Linked DNA regions of Homo sapiens: region 2 is linked to region 1. The links are chromatin loops, found by intact Hi-C in ENCODE. Cell type or tissue: B cell. All regions are shown on one strand. Links, peaks and the distances in the headings refer to the core of each region. The heading gives the core; the rest is flanking DNA. Region 1 has its middle 65 kb from the start of PRKACB. Region 2 holds the start of TTLL7 (tubulin tyrosine ligase like 7).

What was found. Hi-C counts contacts between places; a loop is a spot of excess contacts. Peaks named below come from ENCODE experiments on the same cell type or tissue, not always from the same donor. Only the 100,000 strongest peaks of a DNase experiment are listed, where the experiment ranks them.
Region 2: a loop joins it to region 1, with 3 times the contacts of the local background. A loop is called at or near these places in 30 of 110 quality-filtered maps.

Annotation. Positions count from the first base shown.
Region 1 is chr1:84,072,699-84,085,403 of GRCh38, forward strand. It overlaps a transcript of PRKACB not described here. Among named protein-coding and RNA genes, the nearest start is that of PRKACB, 65 kb to the right of the region's middle. RefSeq lists enhancers at 4,951-5,476, 5,632-5,681 and silencers at 5,052-5,441, 5,742-5,821. In B cell, for the core only: no CTCF peak of the experiment used is centred there; a DNase peak (open chromatin) is centred at 5,263; H3K4me3 peaks cover 2,238 bases; H3K27ac peaks cover 1,522 bases.
Region 2 is chr1:83,993,105-84,005,809 of GRCh38, forward strand. It overlaps TTLL7 (tubulin tyrosine ligase like 7), which reads right to left and starts at 6,028. Exons shown (of 21, transcript NM_024686.6): 1 at 5,827-6,028. LOC124904205 (a long non-coding RNA gene) reads left to right here and starts at 6,184. Exons shown (of 2, transcript XR_007066195.1): 1 at 6,184-6,602; 2 at 10,172-10,949. RefSeq lists silencers at 5,688-5,817, 5,828-5,927. In B cell, for the core only: no CTCF peak of the experiment used is centred there; a DNase peak (open chromatin) is centred at 6,177; H3K4me3 peaks cover 1,371 bases; H3K27ac peaks cover 392 bases; H3K27me3 peaks cover 3,751 bases.

The DNA.
Region 1 (12,705 bases), core at 2,169-10,168:
AGCATTTTGGATAAGGGATATTCACTTAACTTTATACTACACAGATGCTGGGAAAGAAAAGGCATTATTGTTTAGATTGTTAAGATGGGAGGATGTAAACTTGTCATGTGGAGAGAGCCTGTTTGGCAGAATACAGTCAAATATATGAACAGAATAAGGATTAATATGTAGAGATATCCATCCTTGGATCTATCTAATCCTAAAACCATGTCCAACCTAAATTTTCTAGTTCTGTGACCTAGTAAGTTCTGCTTATTTTTTCTTATGCTAGTTTGAATTGGGCTTCTATCACTTGTATTATGCTAAGGAGTCTTAACACTTAACAAATTCTATAGATCTTAACATTCAAGTATCTGACATGGATCCTTTCTTTTTTCTTCCACTGATATACTGTTGAATGATTTCCTGTCATTCTTCTACTACAATAGTCATCTTGCTGCCAATCTATTGTTTCTCCAACATATCCATCACATTACTATTAAAGATACCTTATTAATAAAATGTGGGATTATATTACTTCTCTCTTTAAATATCTTCAAGTTCTCTATTGCATAATAAACAAGCCTATATTTCTTAAGTGGCATTTAAGGTTTCCCCAAATAAATACAATCTGATCTGAACCTACTATTTATTCATTTATTCACTCATTCAGCAAATATTTATTGAGTACCTACTATATACGAGGCATAATGCTAGATATAGCAGATACAGTGATGACAAAATCAAAATTCCTCCATACATAGCTTACATTCCAGTGGGAAAGTCGCAACTCTTACTACATCTTTCCATAACATCGGGTCTAGTATGACCTGGGGATAATTTCCATGGAAACCTCTGCTCAAGCTGTTCTTAGTTCTCAATGATCTTCCCCATCTGTCAAACATCAAAATTCAATGCTAAATTATCTATGATTTAATGGCACTTACTTTTATGTTTCCTGAGTAGTTGTTTACATTTATGCTATAGTACAAATTTATCTTATATAATTACTGATTTATTTATTCATCTTGCCTTACACAAAAACTTCTTGAGGACAAGGAATTGATTTTGTTCATTTTTGTCCCTTTCATAATACTTTGCATATAATACAAACTCATTATTATTCTATTTGTTGTAATCAAATTTGTTGAATGATTTTGTTGAAACATAAACATGAGGAAATAGAATGTTATTGAGGACTGGGGGACACAGTTATAGTTACTGAGTGCCTATCACATAACAAAAGTTATCCTAGGTGTTTTTCATAGACTATATGATTTAATTCATATAACTTCACACCACAGGAAACTAAGTCAAGGGAAATGAAATAATTTAGATATTTCGTAGATATTTCGTCGTAGATACTGGCCAAACCAGAACATGAACCCAGATATTTCTGACTAAAATGCTCAAAGCTTTTCTACTTCACTACATAACATTCTATTTTGTCACTATCAATCCTATAAATGTATTAATAATTTTAATTTTGTGGACCAGATTTTCCCCTTTTCACCTTGATCAAAGATAATGTGATTATAAAGGCTGAGATTTTGTGAAAGCTTTTGTGCCATGTTTGATTTCAAAAATCAGCAAACATTTTGTAAATTTGGGTGTTATTTTTGTCTTACAGGTACATGTCAAAAAATGCATAACACTGAAATAACAGAGATTTAGGCATAGTTTTGATAAATACACTAGTATAATTAGAATATCCCAAACATAAACTTTTCTGAAAGAGAGAATTTCATATTAAGAAAAAAAGTTGGTTTTGTGGCCCCTCGTCCTACTATATATATATATATATATATATATATATATATTTTTTTTTTTTTTTTCCTTAAAGCTTTCAGTTTGTATCCCAGTCCCTCTGTGAAACACAGAAGCTATAATTCCACTTTGGCACTAGGTCATTTTTGTTAATATTTTGGTTACTCAACCAGAGTCAATTGTTTTAGTTTCCCTATCTGTAAAGGAATATCCAAAAAGATGAATACTGAAACTCAGATAAAAAAAAATTCATCATTGAACAAAAGGATTAGAATTACGCCCAACAAGAAAACTTTGTACTGTATTAGAATGATTTAAAACAATTATCATATTTGTAATTTATTGGCCATAAAATTACTTCCTCATTTTGGAAATATTACTTTGCTGTTTGCCTGGTATTTAATGTGGTATCTTTTGGTTTGGTATATACCATACAATAATAAAATATTAGACAACATGGATGATTAATTATCATTCAAAAAAATTGTAATTCTATGATGGTTAAATTCTCACTTGCATTTATTTCATGTAAAATATGATATAAAAACAAAATTAGCTTACCCCTGCTCTGGTTTAAGGAAGATTATACTTTAAAAGTATAGTTTGCTAAATAGTTTTTAACTAGTTAACATCCACGATCATTTATTTGTAATTACATACAAGTTGTTTTTCATTATTGGTCACTCTAAGATAAACAAGTACTTCTGACATACATTGTTTTGAGGGTGCTTTACTTTAAAAGGACTTGGAATCAAGTTGGCAATATAAGTAGAAACTACAAAATAAATTCGAATAAAAATTTACTAACTTTCTCCCCTTTTCTCACTCCTGAGTAAAGAGGTGGCTCTAGACAGAAGAGTGCCAAGGTTCTTTGTTCATAAACCTTAGTTTTCTTATCTGCAGAATACGGATTTAAAAACCTAATCTTAATGAGGATTAGATTATGTTTGTTTCAGAGTGAGAGCATATAATCTAGAGCTCTGCCTCTTACCACTTGAGTGACCTTGGCCAACTTACTTCACTTCTTTGAACCTTTGTTCTACTCATTTGTAAAATGGGGCTAACATAGTTATCTGGCTTATGTAGGTTTGCAGCTACCACTGGTATAATTTTCCCTTTTACACAGCGCTACATGTTCTCAGATTAGCAAAAATATTATATGGAAGGGGACTCAAAATCTTTTCTCTGAATGAGTCCCTTCTTACTGCATCTGCTTTCCTAGGGAAACAAAATTACACAGTTCCATCTCTGTTTGTGTCTAGGGTACAGCAGTCATTCGTGGCAAAGGATAGAAATTGCCCCATGAAACCTCCAATTATTCATGAATAACTGGACAGTTGAAATTTCTGCCCCCTCCAGAATGTTAAAAAACCAGTTCATAAAACATAGTCTTCTAGATGCTACATAAACAATGAATTCCTATAGAAAACTCTTCTAATAATGAAAAACAACTTGTTTGTAATTACAAATAAATGATTGTGCATGTTAACTAATTAAAAACTATTTACCAAACTATACTTTTAAAGTATAATCTTCCTTAAAGCAGAGCAAAAGCAAGCTAATATAAGAAGCAGAAAAAAGTGGTATACAGAAAAAAGAAAAATAGCAAGAAATTTAAATTGCTGATCACTTTTTCTCTATCATTAACAACTTATTTCCTTAACCAATAATAAAGTTAAATTGAGAAAGAAGGGGAGACAATTTGTAAAGCTGATTTTTTGCTTTACTTATTAGTTTTTCAGGTATAGTTATATTGTATCCATTTTCGTAATAGCTCTCAATTGTCTCCTTTGTAAATTAATGATTTACTAAGTAGATGGCTGCCCTCTTATTAGAGACCTAGAATTCAAAATTATGTTAAAGTGCCAAATTATGCACACAACCACTTTTATTATTAAAGAGGATTTATTTAAAAAGGTATACATTTAAAACTCATCCCAATGACAGTAGTATGAATATTCTGATACCAGAAAGATTCCCTCTAGAATACATAATATCAAAAGTTGTCTTTAATTTGGTATATATGTGGTTCAGTGCTATTCATTGAACTTTCTATGTATGTGGGGCAAAATATTACATCCACAACACAGAACCAAACGTGGTGATGACACTGTTGTGACACTGTTGCATGCTGACACAAAACCTCACAGCATCTAGTCCAAATCTTTGCTTCACTATTTTTATTTTATTTGAATTAACTGAAACCCAGAAAACAATATAATACATTTCCTTGGGACGTATACTCACTATGCGTCTATCTCTTCAACTCAATGGGATTTCAAATGGAGAGAAAGCAATTTACCACAACATCCACAAGTTTTTGTCAACATTATAGACAAAGGATCAGACTTTGGAGCCCAATTGCCAGGGTTCAAATCCTGCTTCCACCAGATAATAGCTGTGTAACCTTGGGTAAGTCACTTCTTTGTGCCTTAATTTGCTCCTAAAATGATGACAGTAAAACCACATCTCTCATAGGGTTCTTATGAGGAGCAAATGAGTTACTGCTTGTATAGAAGTTGTAATGCAGTATACATTACTAATAGAATTGGCAATAATAGGAAGTGTACTAAGAATCTTTTTATCGCTCCATCTTTTGTCAGTAATGAAAAATTTTTTAAAAGTCTGAGAAATTTCAAGTCAACAGGTATTCATAAAACACCTACTATGCCTGGTGCCTTGGGAACATAGAATAAATTGGGAAGTTACAGTCTATTTTGAATTTGGAATAAATGGAAAACACAGAGCAAAGTTCAATGGAACATGCAACAACAAAAATGCTAGAGTGCCACATAATTTACCTAAGTAAAGCTAACAGCAAAATCAAGTACTCTAAGATTTATATTAATAAAAACGCAACTAACAATTGGTAATGTATTTATTTTCAGATCTACACAGAAGTTGCTAAATACAATGCTGTACATCAACAGAAGTTCTGCAGAAATAGTAAAATTTTCCTTTATCTCCACCTGGGAAGTCTGAAAACATCATAGGGCTTGTGACTGGGGCCTAATAACCCCGAGGACAACGTGGTGGGCTGAGCGAATACCTCAATGTGCGAGAGAACGAAAAGCTCGAACCACGACCGTGCCTAGGGACCAGGCTTTTCCTGTGGCCGATGCGGGGCAGATGCAGACCCAGAGGCCACCCTTGCGCGCGATCTCCAACCCGACGGTGCGGCTCCTCTCGGACCTGGAGCTGTGGGGAGAAGGCAGCCTTTTAGTGAGGAGCCGCCGCGTGGCGGGACGCAAGGAAAACCACCCGAGCCGCTGAACAGTATTCCGCGACTGCACTCCAGGGCACCGGGACCGCCAGGGTGAGGAGGGACTCTGCGTTCTGCAAAGCTAGCGGTTCCCACTCCACCTCCCACTATCTCAGCGATGGGCACGCGAGCGCCAGCCCGGGCGACCGCGGGGGAAGAAGCGGTCCACGCCACCTCAGGCCCCCGCCCCAGGCTCTGCCAGCTGGGGGTCCACCGCCCGCCCCCGGGGTCCCGGGCCTGCGCGTCACTTCCGGCGCGCGCGCCCGCCTGCGAAGATACAGTCGGGCCAGGGCCTGGCCTGGGCGCGCGGCTGCCCGGGGGCGCGCAGAGAGGGCGGACCGCGCGAAGGGGGAGTGTCTGCCCGCCGCCGCCACTGCTGCTGCCACCGCCGTCGCCGCCGCCGCCGCCGCCGCCGCTGCTGCTGCCGGTGCTAAGGAGTTCGCTGGAGCCCTTTCCTCAGACCCGGCCCGGTCTTCGCGCCCGGACTCCTGGCGCCAGCGCTAGGCGCACTCACCGCTCTGACGGGTGCAGACGCGGGAGTTGTCCCAGACTGTGGAGTGGCGGGCACGGCCCCAGCCCCCCTTCCCTTCCCTGACCCCTTCTTGCCATCGCCCCAGACATGGGGAACGCGGCGACCGCCAAGAAAGGCAGCGAGGTGGAGAGCGGTGAGTTGAAGGCCGGGTCTGGGTATCCGCTGGGCGGGCCGGCGCGGGGCACCGAGCGCCCTCCGGGTCGCAGCTTCTGAGGCCGCGGGCACGGGCCAGGCCTAGCAGCGGCCGCCGGGAGTCGTTCTGGGGGGCCGGGAGACCAGCTGCCTTTCTCCTCCATTCCGACCCCCCAGCTCCGCGTTGAGAGCTGAACGCGAAGGGCCGGATGTGGGGATCCTGGGAAGAGCGTTCCCTGGGATTCCCTTTCTCACTCTAGCGAGGAGGACTTGCACACGTTCTGGAACACTTCCCCAAATATGGTCCGAGGAAAGAAGTCCCTAGTGCCATCCCACCCCTGCTTTCCCCCCTCGCCGACTCTTTGGGAGCTACAGGTAGTGCTGTGGGTAAGGTTGGCTCTTCTCCCTCCATCACTTGGGTCCGACCCAACCTTATCACAAGGCGGGGGCTGCTAGTCTGGCTCTACGCAAGTGAGGCTAATCCTGAGTGGACAACCCTGCCTTAGAGATCCTTCATCTCTTCAGATTAGGAATGGAAAACATAATGAGACCCAACAGCAACTTTATCCATTAGAGAAAAAAGCCAGGCAGGTTTGCCTTTTCTCTAGACATTCAAGGATCTGCTACCAATGCCTGTAAAACTTAAAGGTCATTCGGAGTTGAAGTGCTTCCAGAACACGGTTAATTTCTTCTGAGAGCGGAAGGTGCGGGTACTCCACACTTTACATCAAACAGTAAAAAATCATGAAAATGGAATTTCTGTATGGCGATAAGGTGTGTGTGTGTCTGTGTGTTTGTGTGTGCATGTATACACATGCATATATATGTGTGTATATATGTGTCAGAATGGTTGTGAAATAAAAGTTGGTTTGCCTTTGTAAAGTTCATATATTTTTATAATTCAGAATGTCCAAATAACAGATGGTATTTGTTATATCACCAGGAGTGAATGACATGTTAGCACTTAAAGTGGGCCTGGTGATTTTAGTTTGTGTAAATATTACTTGTAATGTTTTCATGGTTGTAACATAAGAATTAGGCTAATTTTATAACTTTGCATGAAGAAAATAGCTTTTTTCTGTATTAATAAAGTAGAATTCATTTAGAAGGATTTAGTCATTCATTTTGTTTAACATAAATATATCAGATTATGTGGTTTATGTTTCATCAGTAAGGTTTTGGTATTCATTTTCAGGAGCTTCAGAAAAGTTTGATGAGCTATTATATAAGCCAAGAACACACAGCATGTTATACGGAGATTTAAAGAAGCCAATGTAGAGGTAGAATGTATGTTATTTTATTATTATTTTTTGAGATGGAGTTTCGTTCTTGTCGCCCAGGCTGGAGTGCAATGGTGCAATCTTGGCTCACTGCAACCTCTGCCTCCCAGGTTCAAGGGATTCTCCTGCCTCAGCCTCCTGAGTAGCTGGGATTACAGGTGCCCACCACCACACCCGGCTAATTTTTGTATTTTTAGTAGAGACAGAGTTTCACCATGTTGGTCAGGCTGGTCTCGAACTCCTGACCTCAGGTAATCCACCCACCTCGGCCTCCCAAAGTGCTGGGATTACAGGCGTGAGCTACCGTGCGTGACCTATGTTGTCTTTTTAAAATTGCACAAATATAGTAACTAACTGTGCAGGAAGTATAAAGAATGCAAAAAGTATAAAGAATTATTTTTACCTGATATGTTGTCATTTTTTGTGTTAATTTAAAGCTCTATTAACTTAAAACATGCTAATTGTGTTACAAAAGAGTGTGCTTGGAGAATGATTATATTAGTAGTTTTCATTAGCAAGTGCTGACCTGTATAATGTTTATATTTTGGATAATGATAATAGACTCTTCTGTGACCTGTATATTTTTTATTAAGTTACCAAAACAATTCTCCCTTAGTATTAATTTGCAACTCATAGCTGTGAAATAACCTTGGAATATTTACTGAAAACAGAATGGAAACTTTAAATGTTTATCTGAACATATTTAAATTATTTCTATGGATAAATTCTTTTCTATGTTTTAAGTGTTAATGACAATCTAGTTCTTAAGTATGTTAGTCAGCTTTTTGTGTAACTTTATTTATGGAAACTGAAGGTCATTATAGTAGTTTAAAAAGCTGTTGTGAAGTGACCAAAAAAAATAGCATGTTATGTGTCATAGGGAAAATTATTTGAAATGTCACGTGTTGATTAATGTTTGTAATTTCATTTGGAGCAGTGTTATCAGGTATATGTTGCTGTTCTGTAGTGAACAAAGAAATTGTATTTTAAACTTAATGAAAGAACTCATCATTACGTACCTAAATGTTCTGTGTATTTTTTAAAGAATTATTCTTGAAAATTTGTTTTTCAAAACTTTTAGAAATATATGATGTTAGAGATCAGCCTGTACAATCATTCCCTTTCAAAGATCCTGACCTCCGAAGAAGCTGGAGTTGAGATCATACTGTTAGTAATAACAGAGTAAGGAATAGAGTCTGATGCCTGGACTCCATTCAGCATCAATAAATAATCAGTTAATATGTTTATTTTCAAAATATTCACCAAATGTTTTAGTTTCAATTAAAGACTATAAGTAAAAGCTGAAAAATGTTACTGTCTAATGGGAAAGAAAATATGTATATATAAGAGTTACCTGAAAGGCAAAAATACAAGTGCTAACATTATGGAAAGTGGAATTAGAACTCTGAAAATTGCTGTATGAAAATGTTTGATTTGAAAAGTTGATTAAAAATATCAAGTCAGTTAAGATTTCAGGTTCAGTTAGCACCAAGCTTCAGAAAGGCAGGTGATTCCAGAGCTTATTTCTAAAAATATTCCAGAAGAATGAAGTTAGGCATAAAGATAATTTAGAAGGGTCTTGGTTAACTTTAACTATCTGGTGCCTGTATTGTACTCTACTGAACCTTTTCCCTCTATTAGAATTAACATTTTCTGGGGTAAGACCTAAAAGCTAGGTGAGATTCCATCTTCATCTCCACAGGTTTTGGAGATAACATTAACTTAGGTACCTGTTGTTCTGCTGTAGTGAATTAGGAAATTGTATTGATGTATCTCAAAACTTAATGAAAGAATAACTGGTACTATTACATACCTAACTGCTCTGTGTGTGTTTTTAAAATTACTCTTGAAGATATATTCCTTTTAAAATTTGGGCGTAGTTATTTAAACGTCAGCTAATACAGAGAAACATAAACTTTTAGAAATATGATAAAATTCTCAGAGAAGTTTTAAACTCTTGTCAGTTAAGTTTGTTTTACTTATCCAGTCTCTTCCTTTTACACCAGCCCCAGTCACCAACACACCAAAAAAACACGCTACTTCTTTTAACCTGGGAGGGGTTTTTATTTATTTCATTTTAAAAAAATACTATACCTCCAGGTTGCCTATGGGGCTTTGTGTTATACATTCATTGCAAAAATGTTGAGGCCCATGGGTGAAAAGTGTTGGTAGAGGTTTGAATGTAGATTCTTTCATGACTGCAAGTCGTAAAGTTACCATGTGACCTAGTGTTCGCATATGATCTTTGAATGTTTTCCAGAGTATCTCTCTGTCCTGTGGATTTGAAAGTCAGTAGGAATTAATCAAAGAAAGCCACCAGTAGACTAGGTTCAACAAAAATGCAAGTTTCTTAACAACTAACATTTTTTGAGGACTAATACGTGCCAGGTTCTCTAATGCTTTCCGTGTATAAACTTTTACTTACTCTTTTAAACTGTAAAGCACTTGAGTTATTCCTTCATTTATGGATGAGGAAATGAAGGCTCAGAGAGCCTAAGTGACTTGCTTAAGGTTGCATAGCTAGTAAGTCAAGAAGCAACATTTAAGTTGAGGCAACTGTAACCTCAGAACCTGAAATTCTAACCACTTTGCTGAACAGCCTCTGTATCCAATAGAATAGCCGATGCTAAGACACACAGAATAGCTTAGACAATTATAGCACATTTCAGTTTTCAAACATGACTTTATTTGGTATATTAAAATCTTAAGTGAAAAAGATTATTTTTTTCTTGTACCATTCTCTGGATTTTTATCATCATTATCTTTTCAGATTCAATATAGTAGAATTTCAAATTAAACCACATAAAACTAATTTTATGTACTTAAAGCCTTAATTACTACAGTACTTATATTTATTTTTTCCCATTTGTAAATGTATACTTTTCCCTTCTTGCCCAATAGTTGATAAAAAAAATTATTATTTGAACTTGTATTACCATTTTAAAAGTATTGGCAAATTCTCATTTCACCATGATTAGAGTAGCGCTGTCCAGTCAAACATTCTGTGATAATGGAAGTGATCTCCACCTATGCTGTCCACTGTAGTAGCTACTAGCCACATGTCTGTTGAGCACTGGAAATGTGACTAGTACCACTGAGAAACTGAATCTTTAACTTACATGTGGCTAATTAGTGTTTGGTATATTGGACAACACAGGTTTAGAACATAGTTGTTTTTGCATTTAATAGAAATGCCAACCCATCTTTCTGTCATCTTGGTTATTTGTGGATCCTTACAAGTGAGTGTAGATGAACGGAATGCTGGATTTATTTTTTCTCATTTAAGAATTAACTTATTTCCTCAGAATAAGCATTTATAAACTTAGTGAGCAAATTATTATAGTTCAATAATTTGTGTTTAATTTATTAACTACAAAGTTAAATTATTTTTGGGGCTGTACTAGAAATAAAATTTTGTGATTTTTAGTAATCTCAGTGAATATCTTCTATTGAAAAATTTCTGTAGATTTAAATGCAATATAGTGATTTCTTATACCTTACTTAGGTCTTTACACCTTTCAATTATCAAAGGAAAATCAGTAGCAGATATTTGTTCCAATTCTGTAGAATGCAGAGGTACTGGGGAAGTCTTTCTTGGGTGTAAGACAAAAAAATCAAAGCAATCAGTTATGCAATTTTGATGATAAATACATATGATCTCATCGAGTTCCATGATTCTGTGATTCTGTTTGTGCAGATTGTGTACTGTATCAAATTATCTCATGTTCAGGAACCATTTTTCTTATTCTCCTCCTCTTATTCTCCTCAGTGTCCTTCACTTAGGCTGTAGACAGATTGTTGCTTTTTCATTGCCAGCAGCAGGATAATTAGAGGCATGAAAGCCAGCTTAGAAAAGTAAGCCATGGCTGAGTGACAGAAGCAGCACGTGAGAAGGTCCTAGATAAGCCAGGATAGCTATTAAGATCCTGTCAGATAATTAATAGTTGACCATAATTCATTTTGACATTCCATTAAATTAATTTTTAAAAATTAGTACAACTTATGAAGTTCTATATCTAGGTGATAAATGTTTGTATACGTGGGTGATCAAATTTCCTCAGATTAATAAATCCTAAATTCTTAGTGAATAACATTGTGTTAAATAGAAAAGTGTGAAATTTATGAAAGGTAAATATGCTTAGGTCACTATCATTTTGGGTATTTAATCTTACTTTTAAATGTATTCCTTCAAGAATGTCCTGTATAGTTCTTTGTTCATTGCTTCATTCATTCCTTTATTCAGTACACATAATTGAGCTCCTAAAATGTGACAGACTCTACACAAGACTATGGGAATAAAGATTGAATAGGACAGAGTACCTGCTCAGGGTGCCCATATTCCAGAAGGGGGAAGATAGACATGTCAGCAAACACATGAAACCTGCCACAAATCCTTTCATTAAAGTTCAGCTGGGGAACCAAGGGAAAGAATGGTCATTTCCACTGGGATGGGGAGGAAGAGGTTCAAAAAGGACTTCAAAGAGGAGTTGAACCATGACTTGAGCATTGAAAATGATAAATGTTCATCAGATGGATTATAGGAGGAAGGGTGTTCTGAGTAGACCGAGCATTGATAAGTGAAGATGCAGAGGAGTGAAACCATGTAACATATTCAGGATAAGGAAGTAAGTTGCCCATTATGATTAAATGATGGAATGTGGGGTTGGTGATAGGAAGAGGGGACATTGTATAATGATAGATGAAACTGAAGAAATGGACAGAGGGCCACATAATGGAGAGAGTTTGAATTTTATCTTTTAGACACTAGGGAGCCATCGTGCACTTGGAAATAAGAGAGAAACATGATACAATTTGGGTTTAAAAGAGGTTACTTTGGTGGTGATGTGAAGATAAATCATTATGGAGCAAGTGGAATAGAGGCAAGATCAATTATAAGACTCCTATGATAATTTGGGTGAGGGATTTTGAGGGTCTGAACCAAGGTGGTAGAGGTTGGGATGGAGAAAAGGATCTGAAATGGGAGAAATTTGAAAAATTGAGCAGAATGTATTGTACTGATTGCATGTGGGAAATGAGGAAAAGGAGGATTGGGGATGACACGTTAAGTTTAAGCTTCAATGCCATGGTAGATGGGTTGTAACGCCAGTAATAGAGTCAGGAAATGAATACAGAGGGCAGGAGTACATTGGGGGTTGGGGTGGGGACTTACTGAACTCGGGATACCCGTGGCATTTCTGATAAATGATAGCTGATTGGTTATTGTATGTGTGGATTGTCTTTTATCTCCCAGCCATGGGGGAAAATGCCCTTGGATGGTCAAGGGACCTTTTCTACATTTTATCCTCATTTTACTCTTTTCAAAGACAACTGTTTAGAAACTATGGAAACTATAACATCTGGCATAACTTACATAAGTTAAGAATTCTATATACTAAAAGTTTAGCCTTTTTGTTTTGAAAAGAGGAAAGCCAAAGTACTGATGAGAACAATGTAACTTTTAAGGAAACAAAGTAATTTAAAATCATAAAATATTACTTTTATAATTTAAGTGTGCATCCTCTAAGCTATTCGGTTTTGTAGTTATACAGGATAGTGGAAAGAACATGTAAAATATAGCACCAACATCTATTATGTACTGAGTAAATGTCAGTTTTATTCCCCTGGAGTCCTTTAACATAGATGTTTAAAAGTTCAGATGTAATTTAGTAGTAAAATCATAAACTTGAGAGTAAGAAAAATCTAAATTGTCTTTTTTCTAATACATTCTAATATCTCACTTTGGACAAATGTTT
Region 2 (12,705 bases), core at 3,169-11,168, 79 kb before region 1:
ATTATGACATAGTGTTAAGACCACATCAATTAAAGAAGATTTTACACAATAAAGTTTAAGTGGAGTCATTTCACTTACAAAACAAAAATAGTCCTACCTTACATGAGAGATATATCTAAGCATCCTGAAAATTCCAATCCAACAAATAGCATTGAAATGATCTTGAAGCTGCTGCCTAGATTACTGCTGAGCCACCTTCCAAATCTAAAAATGCTCAATTTACTTTAAAAAGTCAACTTCACTACATATACACTAATGGAAGAGGGAGGAAAATGTTTATAAAAACAGCTACTGCCATACCGTTGAATTAGACATGGCGCCAGCTCACACTCTGCAAAATAGGGGGTAAGAGAGATGAAAATTTTCTAAATAATCCTTTGTCAACTATACTGTTCCATTACACATAACTAAGCAGAAAGACAAAAATAACACCAAGTTAGAAAGCTCAGGTGCTACAGCACAATTTAGAAAGAGCAAGCAATGTGGATGGTTCAATATGCCCAGTGGACCAACAATCTCACCAATTTCAAAAGAAAGGATCAGAGACCTTTGGGTCAGCCACAGAGAAGACCCAGTGAATGCTGGAGTACTTAACTCTACACCTTCAAAGGAAACATAAGCCAACTAGTTGCTTGCAAATAAAAGGTGAAAGAAAAAGGGGGAAAATTTACTTATCACTCACCATCCCAGAGCCAAAACAATTCCAATATCTTGGCTCTGTCAACTACTGTGTGTACTATGGACAGAAGTGTGTTAACAGATAAATGTCAAATAGGAAATAACAGAAATAAAGATTAGTGGAGAATACTCAAGCTTATTTAAGTTTAACTTTTCTACTTTAACTTAACTCCAGGAAAAATATTTGCTAAGCTCACTTCAACTTTGACAGATAATGCCTGAGAGAAATGGAGATAGATTTACCACCTTCTAAGAGCTTACAAACTTTTCAATAATAGGTTTCAACTAAGCACAGGACAAATTCTGCCTAAAATACTCTGCCTATGTTAATGTCCAGCTTCTATCAGAAATCCTCTTTCAGGACCTGAAAAGTGGGGTGGGAATCCTCTTTTTGGTTTATAATGTGATGCTTTTGTTTTCATTGTTTCAAGTCTCTCAAGACTGATGGCATAGTATAAGAACCTGCCTCTCTGCTCCCTAGTTGTGCCCTCAGGCACATTCATCTGCCTTGGCTCTGCTTCCACTGGCTCTCATAGACACTTAATGGCCTGCCTACCTCAATGGATTCCCAGCCTTGAAAGAGAGTGGAGGTAGGACAGTGAGGAAGCTCAGGTGAGAACCTGGAGGAGCAAGTCAGGAGCCCAAAGGACCCGTCCAACACTGGGCCCCTGCCCTTCTCATTGCAAGAAGGTAGTGCCAAGTATCCCTACAATGAATAGAGGAAACTGAAGCACAGTCTCTCTCCTGCATGAGGGGAATTTCCTCTGGTGGAAGGATACTGGGAACAAGGGGAGGGGGAGCATCTGAATGCTGAGAAGAGATGTTGGGAACTTTATGCATCTGACAATCACTGTTCTCAAAGGTCATCTCTGGCAAATGTACAGGGGAGGCAGGAGAGGTCTTTAATGTCTGTCAACTGTCCCTCCCTTACACCTTATACCTTGTGCCCAGGACTTCTGCTCAGACCTAAGCAGAGGTCCCAAATTCCTGCTCTCACCTTTGTGAATTCCCCAAATTAGAGTGCAAAAGTGAGCTCACAGCTGTGCCTTGCAATATCAGGACCCTGAAGCTGGAGACCTGGGAATCTGATATAAGAGGATAGAATAAACTGAAATTTGAAGGAGATAGATATGTGTGTTGTGGGTGAGGGAATGCAGAGGTTTACAGCTGAAGTCCACAAATACAACACTGGAACCAGAAAGTAGTCTATCACATATTCTCCTTCTCTGACTATCAACTCTTACTCACTCTCACCAAGCCTGTTCTCCAACTTAGTATCTTCTCTCCTCAGTAACACCAACTGCCTGCCTTTCTCCCAGTCTCCATGATTTAATCAGTCTTTAGTCTAATCAAAAGAAGTTGCTTGAAAGACTATAATCTGAGGAGCCACAGACAAGATTGGGTGTTATGAATTATTAATATGCAAATATTCTATAATCAACATGTAAGTATTCCAAATTGAACACTGGGAATTGATACAGTTTGGATATGGGTCCCTATCCAAATCTCATGTTGAATTTTATTCCCCAGTGTTGGAGGTGGGGGTGGGAAATATTTGAATCCTGGGGACATATCCATCATGAATGGCTTAATGCATCCCTTTGGCGGTAAGTGAGCGCTCACTCTGAGTTCTCACAAGATCTGGTCACTTAAAGTGTGTGGCACCACCCCCTCACTCTCTCTCTTGCTCCTGCTTTCTGCTATGTGACGTGCCTGCTCCCCCTTCCCCTTCAACATGATTGGACGCTTCCTAAGGCCTCCCCAGAAGCAGATGCTGCCATGCTTCCAGTACAGCCTGCAGAACTGTGAGCCAATTACACCTCTTTTCTTATAAATTACCTAGTTTCAGGTATTTATTTATAGCAATGCAAGAATGGCCTAATATAAGAACTCAGTAGTTTCAAAACTTGCTTAAAATAGTGCAACTTCAAGACCTCATACCCTTTAACCCAGAAATTTTATTTCTGAGACTCTATGCAAAGGAACTAATATTCAAAATACAAAAAAAAGCATACGCACAAAGATGTTCATCACAGTGCTATTATTATCATCAATAATTGTTTATTATGATGTCATCAATAGTGACAATGAGGAACAATTAGGCAATGATAATACATCTACCAAATGGAAAATTATGTAGTCATTTTTAAGCCTGCTATTAGGCATTTTAAACCTAGTATTAAGCCAGTTGTAATTAAATGAAAACTAAAGTTATAGAATTTTAAATTTAAAAATAATATAAAAGTAATATAGATACCATAATTAAAACTACGCATGAAAAAAGTGGAAAGAAACATGTCAAAAATGAATAGTGATTGTCTTTAGTTGGTCAAATTATGAGGGTGTTTTTTTCCTTTTTATATTCTTAAACTTTCCAAATTGTTCATAATTATCTAATGGGGGCCGGAGCTAAAAGGCAAATTCCTTTGGAAGAGGAAAAATTGTACTTGCACAGAAAACTTTTTCTCAGTTTAGTTGACAATCCTTTTAGTACCCAGGAAACAGACCATTTCCTGGAAGGGGACTCGGGGCAACAGATATGGAGAATGTAAGAAAGAGAAATGATTAACAGATCAGAAACAGATCTCACTGTCTGACATTCAAGTTTCTTCATGATCTTTCACCATGTATCCAAACAGTAGATGAGCACTTCTTAGCTGAACCTTTATGTGGCTTTCTCTTTGCCTATCAGAATCCTTCCAGTCTCTGAGACTGATTTAATTCACTTCAACCCATGAAGACTTTCCTGATCCTCTGATCATCCAAGGCTCTACTATTTCTCTTTTCTCTTAAGGTACCGCTATAGCAGTAGGTCTGCACCACCCTTTTCTGGTATTAAGCCAATTCTAAGTTATTTGTTAATTACTCACGTGTAAGTAAAATTTCCCCTGCTAGACTTTAAGTTCCTTGAAGTGGGGAATTTAGATGGTTTGCAGACTGTAGTCATTGGACAGAGGAGAGAGAGCAGTTCTAAAGCCAAGTTGGTATTATATTCATACTCTCAGTGATGTCATCTAAGTAAAATGTGCTGTCTCTGTTTTAAAATGTTGCTGCTGACCATCCATCACCAGGACATGCACTTTCCTTTTTTTTTTTTTAACAGCAGTGGTATTGTATTTTTGCTTATTCATTCATGCCAGTTCTGCTGTCCCCCTTAGGATTAAACAGATTGGATTACAAGATGCCTTGCCAAGGTTCAGGATATAGGTTATAGCCATGTAAAGAACAAAATGAAATGACTTTTAGGAATCAAACTCAAGACTCTTCACAAGACCCCACTTCTCATACTCTTGTTTGAACAACAAATATAAATTTGTGCCTCCATTTTATGTCCTTATTTAGGCAGTGGACTTTATCAATACCCCCGTTAACTTGAAAAAGAATTCTCCAATGCAAATGGTTCAATACTTTAGAAATGACATACTAAGATGACTCTGTTCCTGCCTACCATCAATACTATGTGAGTATTTAGAGATAATGAGCATCTGTACTATAGCAACCTGCCTCTTGAGACATAAACAAGAGATGCATTTCTTAAGAAAAAATCTGTAAGTCGCTAATGAAAGCAAGTCAAAGGACCCATCAACGGGCGAAGAAAGACCTAGCATCCATTATTTTTACAGAAGGAGCATAGAAGGTCAATATAATTGTTGACTCTTAACGGCAGGGTAACAACAAACTAATTCAGTTTCCCACTATATAAGAACTACATTTTACTACAACACTCATATTTCTAAACTGACTAAGAGTCAAGGCTTGTCCAAATTCCATGGCTTACTGAGTGGTCTTGAACCTTCTCTGAATTTTGTTCCTTAGTCTGTAAAATGGAGTTATCACCTGTTATGCAATATCACAGAGTTGTAATGAATCAAGTAACATTATCTTAGTATGGGTTCACCTGTCACCCTATTGTGGGGTGCAGTTCAGTCGCACACCTCATGAACTAAGTAACTATTATTACTGTAAATGTCTCCCTAACATTTAAGACAGAAAAAGATTTCCAGAGTTCTTCTTACGTTTTTAATCGACTTCTCCAACACTTGAGCATCCACCAAATATCACTGCCAAAAATGTGCTGAACATCTCCTGTTATGACCTCACTCTCCTATGTAGTGTTGTTCACATATTTTTTGCCATAAGCTTTCTAAGAAAATAGATTATTTTTCACATGATTCAAAGCATCTTTCTTTCATATTGAAGGAGCAATAATTCCTTATGCAGAAAGTTTACAGGTTGTTGTTGCTGTTGTTTGAGATTACTCCTCAATTAATTAATTCTATGTTTAATATCTAATAGAGCATATATATGTACACTTGGACACACTCCATTAATACAGTGGAAAATCCATGGACTATAGAGTCAGGAAAACCTATATTCGAATTCCTGTTCTGTGACCTTGAGAATGTAATTTAACTTCCCTGCTCCTCAGTTTCCACATTTGGTTCTGGATTATGATGATTTAATAAAATACGATATATAAAAGTAAGTGCCTAGGCTATGAAGGTATTATTTCCTACCTCTCCTAAATCTTTTCTTTCTATGCCAGGATCAATCAAACCCACCCAGAATACAAGGCAACTTTCATAGGGTATCTTTTACATCAGTCGAGGGAACGCTGCGATGTGATATAAGTGGATGATGGCATGAGTCAGGCATCCAACAGAGCAAGATGTGGAGAAAGTGAGAGGTACCTACAAGGGCCCTAGACTTCACTCGCATGTGCGAAAAGGGCATTTTGATACCCTTTCAAGAATGCCCCGCATACTCGCGGAGGCTTATACCACGATGTGGGAAAACGACGGAATTACAGAATAAACCAGCAGGGAGCCTCCTCGTTCACCCAACCCGACCCCGCCCGCCCGAGTCTCCCATCTGGAGCCTAAAAACTGAGCTGAGATCACAGCAACTGACCCCGTCCCCTCCGCCCTCTCCCTCCCCCATTCTGCCCAAACCTCTCAGGGCACGAATGGTGCTGAATCATTTGCACGAACGCAGCAGCTCCCCGTTCCGCGGCTCCCAGCGGGGACGGTGTCCCCAGAGCAGTGACAGTCCGGGGATGGGGGCCCGGAAAGAGGGCCAGGGCGGAGCCTTTGGGGACGTGGGGACATGGAAGGGGGTCGGGGGAGGATGGCGGCAGCAGGTACTCACCCGGGTGAGGAAAGCCCAGCCCGGGTCCTCGCGTCCCCGCTGCAAGCGGTCCCCCAGGTGCTCCCGCGCCTCGCAGCTTCCCCGTGGGCGGCCGCCCCGACTCGGCAGCCTGCACTGGTGGTCCGGTGCTCTCCTCCGCCCGCCCACCGCCCGTGGCAGCCACGGCTCGGGACTCCGGTGCTCGACGCGGAGTGCCTGGAACAGCTGTCGCTGCCCAAGCGGGTGGCGGCTACCGACGGGCCAGACCATTCGCCTGCTGCGGCCGGGGGTGCACGACGTGCCGAGAGGCGCGGGCGCCGGGGGCGGCGACGGTTGGGAGGAACAAAGGACTCGGGGAATCCTCTGCCCCCTCGGAGTCAGGAGGTCCTGGGGACAGGAGGGATCAACGGAGGGGCCGCTGCCTCTTCTGGGGGTTTACTGAAGACACTGCTCGAGCTTTCCCGGGCCACACACACCCCCCCCCCGTTTGCCTTGGTCCCGCTCGGGGCTCCTTTAGAACGCGGCAAACAGAGGACTTAGCAACGCGAGCGCCTGGGCGGCGCCCCTCCTCAGAGATGCGAGAGGCGCTGGCCTGAGCGCCTCCGGCCACCTCCTTCTACCTCCGGGCCCTAGGCGCCCGATCCACCTGCCTATCTGACCACAGACATCTTCCCACAAAACAGTGGAGCTTTTTGAATCTTTGAAGAGAGTCTTCAGATCTTTTATCTAAGCATCTTTGTGAAGCAAAGAATAAACGGGTATCTGAGGCCAGCTCGAAAGTTAGGAAATAAAATCAGGTGGGGCCCCATCCCGTAGATGCTGAGGGACAGCTCTGACCTAGAGTTCCTGCTAAGCAAATGTTGAACCACGGCAGTTGTAAAAAAATGTAGATTTAGGAAGCCATTTCGAGATAAAGATTTACAGAAGATTGTTGCAGAAATTAAAGAATATTCGAGGTTCATTGTTCACCATTTTAGAGTTGCGTGTCTTGAAAACGGGAAGGCAATCATGTCTTCTCATAAAATGAATTGTATAGAACTGGAAGAAGTCCTAACACATGAATTCCTTAGACTTTTGTGGTCCCTGCTTCTGTCACGCTGGGTTCACACAGGTTCATTTCAGAGCATGGTGAAGATCAGGACAAGTGTACAGTTTTCCCTGTAGAAAAAAAGAAAAGATAGAACAGAATTGGCAACTACCTATAAAATGTGATTAAAGGTAGGAAAAAAAAAGGCCCTCCAAGTGCATCCCAAAAAATATAAAATTTCACAATTTAAAGTTTTGTCCTTCGTTGAGTAAATCAACATAAATTCAGCACTTTCTATAGACCACTGTGCTGAGAATAGTCTCATTTTCATTTCTTCATTTATTCTTCTAAAAACTCCTGTGAGATTGGTAACCTGCAATAGACCTCCATACAGCCTTGCCAGCATTGGGAACTGATCTGGTCAGTGAGGGCATCTTCTCATAAAGGACACTGGTGAGAAACTGGGCTCAGGGTTTGTCGTGCTGGGTTAGTCTCACGATCATAAGCGGCAGAGCAGACATTGCCACCTGGAGTTTTTGACTTGTTCCTTTCCCCTAGAATGCCTCTGAGAACGATATACATTAAACCGTGTCACATCTGTGATTGCAACTTGAATGTGAGTCTGTTTATCCTTCCTTTGTGAGAAGGGGTTTTAGAATGGAGAGGGGGCAGTTAGGTGTCCAGGGTAGGCATCACCCTGAGGCAAGAAGAGTGATCAGAAAGAAGAAGCTGGACTTCACCCAGAACTAGCCGAACATCAGCGTCACAATACACTGTCAAGGTCACATGAGGTTGAAGAGGAATTCTCCACTGCCTTCTTGTTAATCATCTTTACATCATTATTTTCACTGTATTACACTTTACACTATGCATGCACTATTACTACATTACATGTTATCATTCTTCCATTCCTAGGAAGGGGCAAGAATTTTTCAATAAACCTATTATCATGGGTCCTCATATACCTTATCAAAAAAAATGTTAAGTAACAGAGGTATTAGCAACACTTAACGTCACCTCAAGAAAGCTTTTTGAGAAATCAGGAATAAAATTAAATTGTTTCTGTATGATATGATATTGTTACTATGTTAATGGTTGTTGTAAAGATTCACACGTCAGCAGCAGCAAAACAGAAATCCCCAAAGTTGCATGTTGCCGAGGAGCAGGAGCATTGGGTCCCCAGTGGCCAGACTGGCCTCAGGCTCAGAAATGTGTGATTCTTCTCTCCATGTGCAGTTGTTTCACTTTCAAAGGCAACAACAGGAACAGAACACATGTAGATGAGGCGTCTTCTGAGTTAGTGCTTTATGTCAGATGTTAGATGATAGGGATATAGAAAGGAATTTAGAGCCTTATGATTTGTGGTGCGGATGGGCCAGTGACATCTGCAGCAATCTGTTTGTATAAGTTGACACTCTTGGAACATATGTTTCTGAATGAAGAAAGGGGAATTTTTGTGCTGGCAGCCTTGGGAAATTGTCAAAAGAAGTGGAAGGAATGGTGTGATGCCTGCATTCCCTGCTTTCCTCAGAGTCCTCAAATGGTTTTGAGCCTGCTGTGTAAAGAACTTAGGGCCAGAAGCTAAATAATCATCTTCCCCACAAATGACTTTGTGAAATTTAAGTTCTAAGAAGTACTACTTTAGGCCTGGTGACAAATGACAGCATGGAGCTGGCAAGAGAGCCATTCTCTCACCCAACCTGAAATAGACCTCCATACAGCCTTGCCAGCGATAGGAACTGATCTGCCCAGTGAGGGTATATTCTCATAAAGAACACTGGTGGCCGATACAAGGTCAAGGTAACTTAAGTAGGAGCCCAGAGCAGTAAAGCAGGAGTGGTATTATTCCTGAGCACCTGAAAGACACTGCTGAGGATTTCTTGCTGCAAATGATGGAGACTAGGGAGGCACTGCAGGGTCAAGGGAATCATTATTAAACTCAAGATGATTGTTAAACCTTATTTAGGCACCGATATTAACATGAACTCATTTGTATTCACAAACTAGCATGATCTGGGAACATTCCAATATTACTTTTTAAATGATACTAATAAGAAGAGAGCTAGAGAGAAAGAGAATACTTAATGCCTTTGATAAAACTGCATTGTGAGCCACAAAATGTTAAATCTTGATGCAAGATATTCCAGTACCTGCTATGTGTTGGTCTCTTACCAAAGCATGTGGTGACATTAACCTCTCAACTTATTCTTGCTGAAGAGAGTGCTTAATTGTGTTGTTTCTCTTTGCGTTTAGCTAACACTTATTAAATCATTAGTGTTTGAGTAACTAGTATTATGTGAAGTAAGTACTATTATCACTCCCATTTTATAAATGAAGAAACTGAGAATTACAAGGGTGTATTAATTTGTCAAAGGTAGCACAATTGGAAAGAGACAAAGCTGGATTTCAAACACTAACCAATACATGACGTGAATATCAGCATACTTTTACTGTCTCCTGCTATAGAGAACATGTACATTGCATGTTTCTCTGCAGCAGAATCTATTTTTTATTTATTATTAAAAACCTGTTTTCAACTCTCATTTCTAAGAGGAAATGAGTCATTTCCCACAGAAGATTTAAACATTGGATACCCTTTTCTAGGTTTCTGTGCTCAGAAAAGAGACCCTGAATTTAAGAATAAGAAGTGAACCTTGTAACATAAACTTGACCAGTGATGCCTAAAATTCTTGCTGCAAAATTATGATTGCAGGAACTCCTGCATGAGACTCTGGAAACTAGATTCCTATGAAGTTCTGTAGGTGGTTCTAATGTACAGCCAAGTTTGACCAGACCATACTGGACAAAAACAATATGGGGCCTACAAAAAATAACATTCAGGCTTCTAGACTTAACCCCTTAATCCCACCTTTTATTAAGAAGGAAATAAGAGGCTGTTATTTAAAACCTACATTATGTAATTTTACATTTATCATATAAAATGTATTTATTAAAGGGTTTAGAATTTTTCTCAGTGTTGTTTTTGTCATTCTCAACAAATCTTCAAAAAGCCCCAAATTTAAAATGATACTCATTCAAAATTACTTTTATATATAGATATTGGACTTTAAGCCCTTTTTAATTATTATACGGCATTTTATATAAGACAAAAAGTCATATTGCATTAGACTTTTGTTTTAATTTTTGGAGAATTTACATGACAGTAAGTCATTTCATCCAAGAAGATAATAAGCTTTTCTAGTTTATGTTTTTTCATTTCCCAATCATATTTTTATAATTTTGCTTATATATGTTCTGTAACTTTCTTACCAAAGTTGTACCAAATTTTTTATAGCACTTGTATTCTGAATGAAATGTTCTTTCCATTTCCTTTTGTAGGGTCTTCTACCAGAACAGAGAGATGATGCTTTCTGTAATTTATTTTGTATTCATTCAGTGCACCAAATTATCTTATTACTTGTTTTTTCATGAGTCCCTTGGATTTTCCAAGAAAACAGGCATATCAGCAATATCAAGAACTTTGTTTCTGGCTGGGCACAATGGCTTATGCCAGTAATCCCAACACTTCGGAAGGCCAGCGTGAAAGGAACACTTGACCCCAGGAATTTGAGACCAGCCTGGGCAACATAAGGAGATCTGTCTCTATAAAAAATAAGAAATTAGCTGTGCGTGGTGGCACCAGCCTACAGTCCCAGCTACTCAGGAGGCCAATGTGGGAAGATCCCTTAGTCCAGGAGTTCAAGGCTGCAGTGAGCCTTGATCACGCCACTGGCTCCACTCCGAGCAACAGAGTGAGACTGTTTATAAAATATATAAAAATGTATATTTGTTATAATTTATACCAGTTATTTTATTTATATTTGTTAGAATCACTAATGTAAGTGATTGTGGTGATGCCTGATTCCAGATTTTAAGTGAAAGATTTAATTTTTGTGATTTGGGATGATGTTCGCTATTGGGCTTTCCTTTATTATAAAAGAAATTTTTTCTGATTCTATTTTGCTTAAAGTCACTTGACTTTTATCTGATGCCTTTCCACAACTTATTGATAATGGTTGGGCTTTTTCCCTTTAATTTTTAATGTAATCAATATGTAGCTAGACTTCCTGATATTGAACCGCCTTTTCATTCCTCTAATAAAGCCTATTTTTTCACACCATGTTATTCACGTGATTCATTCCTCTATTGTATTCTCTGTTATTTAAACATTTGGCAGCTATATTCAGAAATGAAATCAGCCTGTACTTTTAATTGTTGTTTTACTCCTTCTTAGGCTTTGGTACTCAAGTTAGTCTGGCTTCATGAAATTAACTGGGGAACTTTCCATTTTTTTCTAAGACTTACAATAGTTTAAATAATATTGGAATTATCCGTTCTTTAATAGTTAGATTAAAAATTCAGCTGTGAATTCATCTGCCTGTGGCCTTCTTCAATAGCAGATCATTAATCACTTCTCCAATCTCTTCTGTAATAATTGGTCTATTCAAGTTTTTCACTTCTTCTGTGTCAGTTGTGATCATGTATATTTTCCTAGGAAAGTATTCACTTCTTCTAGGTTTTATTTTCCTAATGTGTTGCTAGGATCATCTTTAGTATTTACTTAGAATTCTTTTAATCTCTTTCCTACTTTCACACAATTGATCATGTCTAATTATGATCTTATTATCTTTTCCTTAGCAGGTTCACATGATGTTTATTTTATTTGTCTTTTTAAAGAAGCAATCTTTGAATTTATCATTCTTTTCTACCATTTTATCTATTTTAATAATTTCACTGTTGATACCTCTTCAGAGTTTCTTTTGTTTTCTTTTTGCTATTGTTGTTGTTCTTACATGGACTCATTACTTACTTAATGCCTTTGTACTCACCTTTCTGCTTCCATAATTAAAGGCAACACATTTTCCTCTGAGTTCAGTTTTTGCTGTGTCCCATTATTTTTAGAGTGTTTGATTTGTCAATGTTTCTGGACATTTCTATATTATTTAATTTCCTCTGTCATACAAGGTTTGTCTTATTATGTGCTTCTTTATTTCCAATTTATTTTACTGAACTGTGGTGAGAGGATGTAACCTGTAAGCTTTCTACTTCTTTGAATTTGGTTTTCCTTTCAGCTAAGCACATGATTTGTTTTGTAAAAGTTTTAGGGAACTATGAAATATATGTGTATATATGTGTGTGTGTGTGTGTGTGTGTGGGTGGGGGTGTGTATATATATGTGTGTGCGTGTGTATGTGTGTATTCAAAGAATAAAATGTACTATATTAATATGTGCTCATGCCTGTAATCCCAACACTTTGAGAGGACAAGGCAGGAGCATCCCTTGAGGCCAGGAGTTCAAAACTAACCTAAGCAACAAAGTGAGACCCTGTTTCGACAAAAAAATTGGCACACCTGTAGTCCCAGCTGCTAGGGAGGCTGAGGTGGAAGGATCACTTGAGCCCAGAAGTTCGAGATTACAGTGAACGATGATTGCACCACTGCATTCAATCCAGGTGAAAGAGTGAGACCCTATCTCAAAAAGAAAGTGCCATAGTCTGAAAGTTTATGTTCCCACAAAATTCATATGTTGAAACCTAATTATCAATGTGATTTTATTAGAAGGTGGGGCCATTGGAAGACAATTAGGTCATGAGGGCAGAGCCCTCATGAATGAAATTAATGCCTTATAAAAGAGGCCCCAGCCAGCTACCCTGCCCTGCCCATCATGTGAGGACACCAGGGAGAAAGCGTCATATATGAACCAGAAAGCAGGCCTTCACCAGACACTAAATCTGCTGGCACCTTGATCTTGAACTTTACAGCCCCAGAACTGTGTCTATGGTATTTTGTTATAGCAGCCTGAATGGACTATGACAATGTTTAACATGTTAAGTTTAATAATTGTATTACTCACTTACTCTATGTTGTCTCCA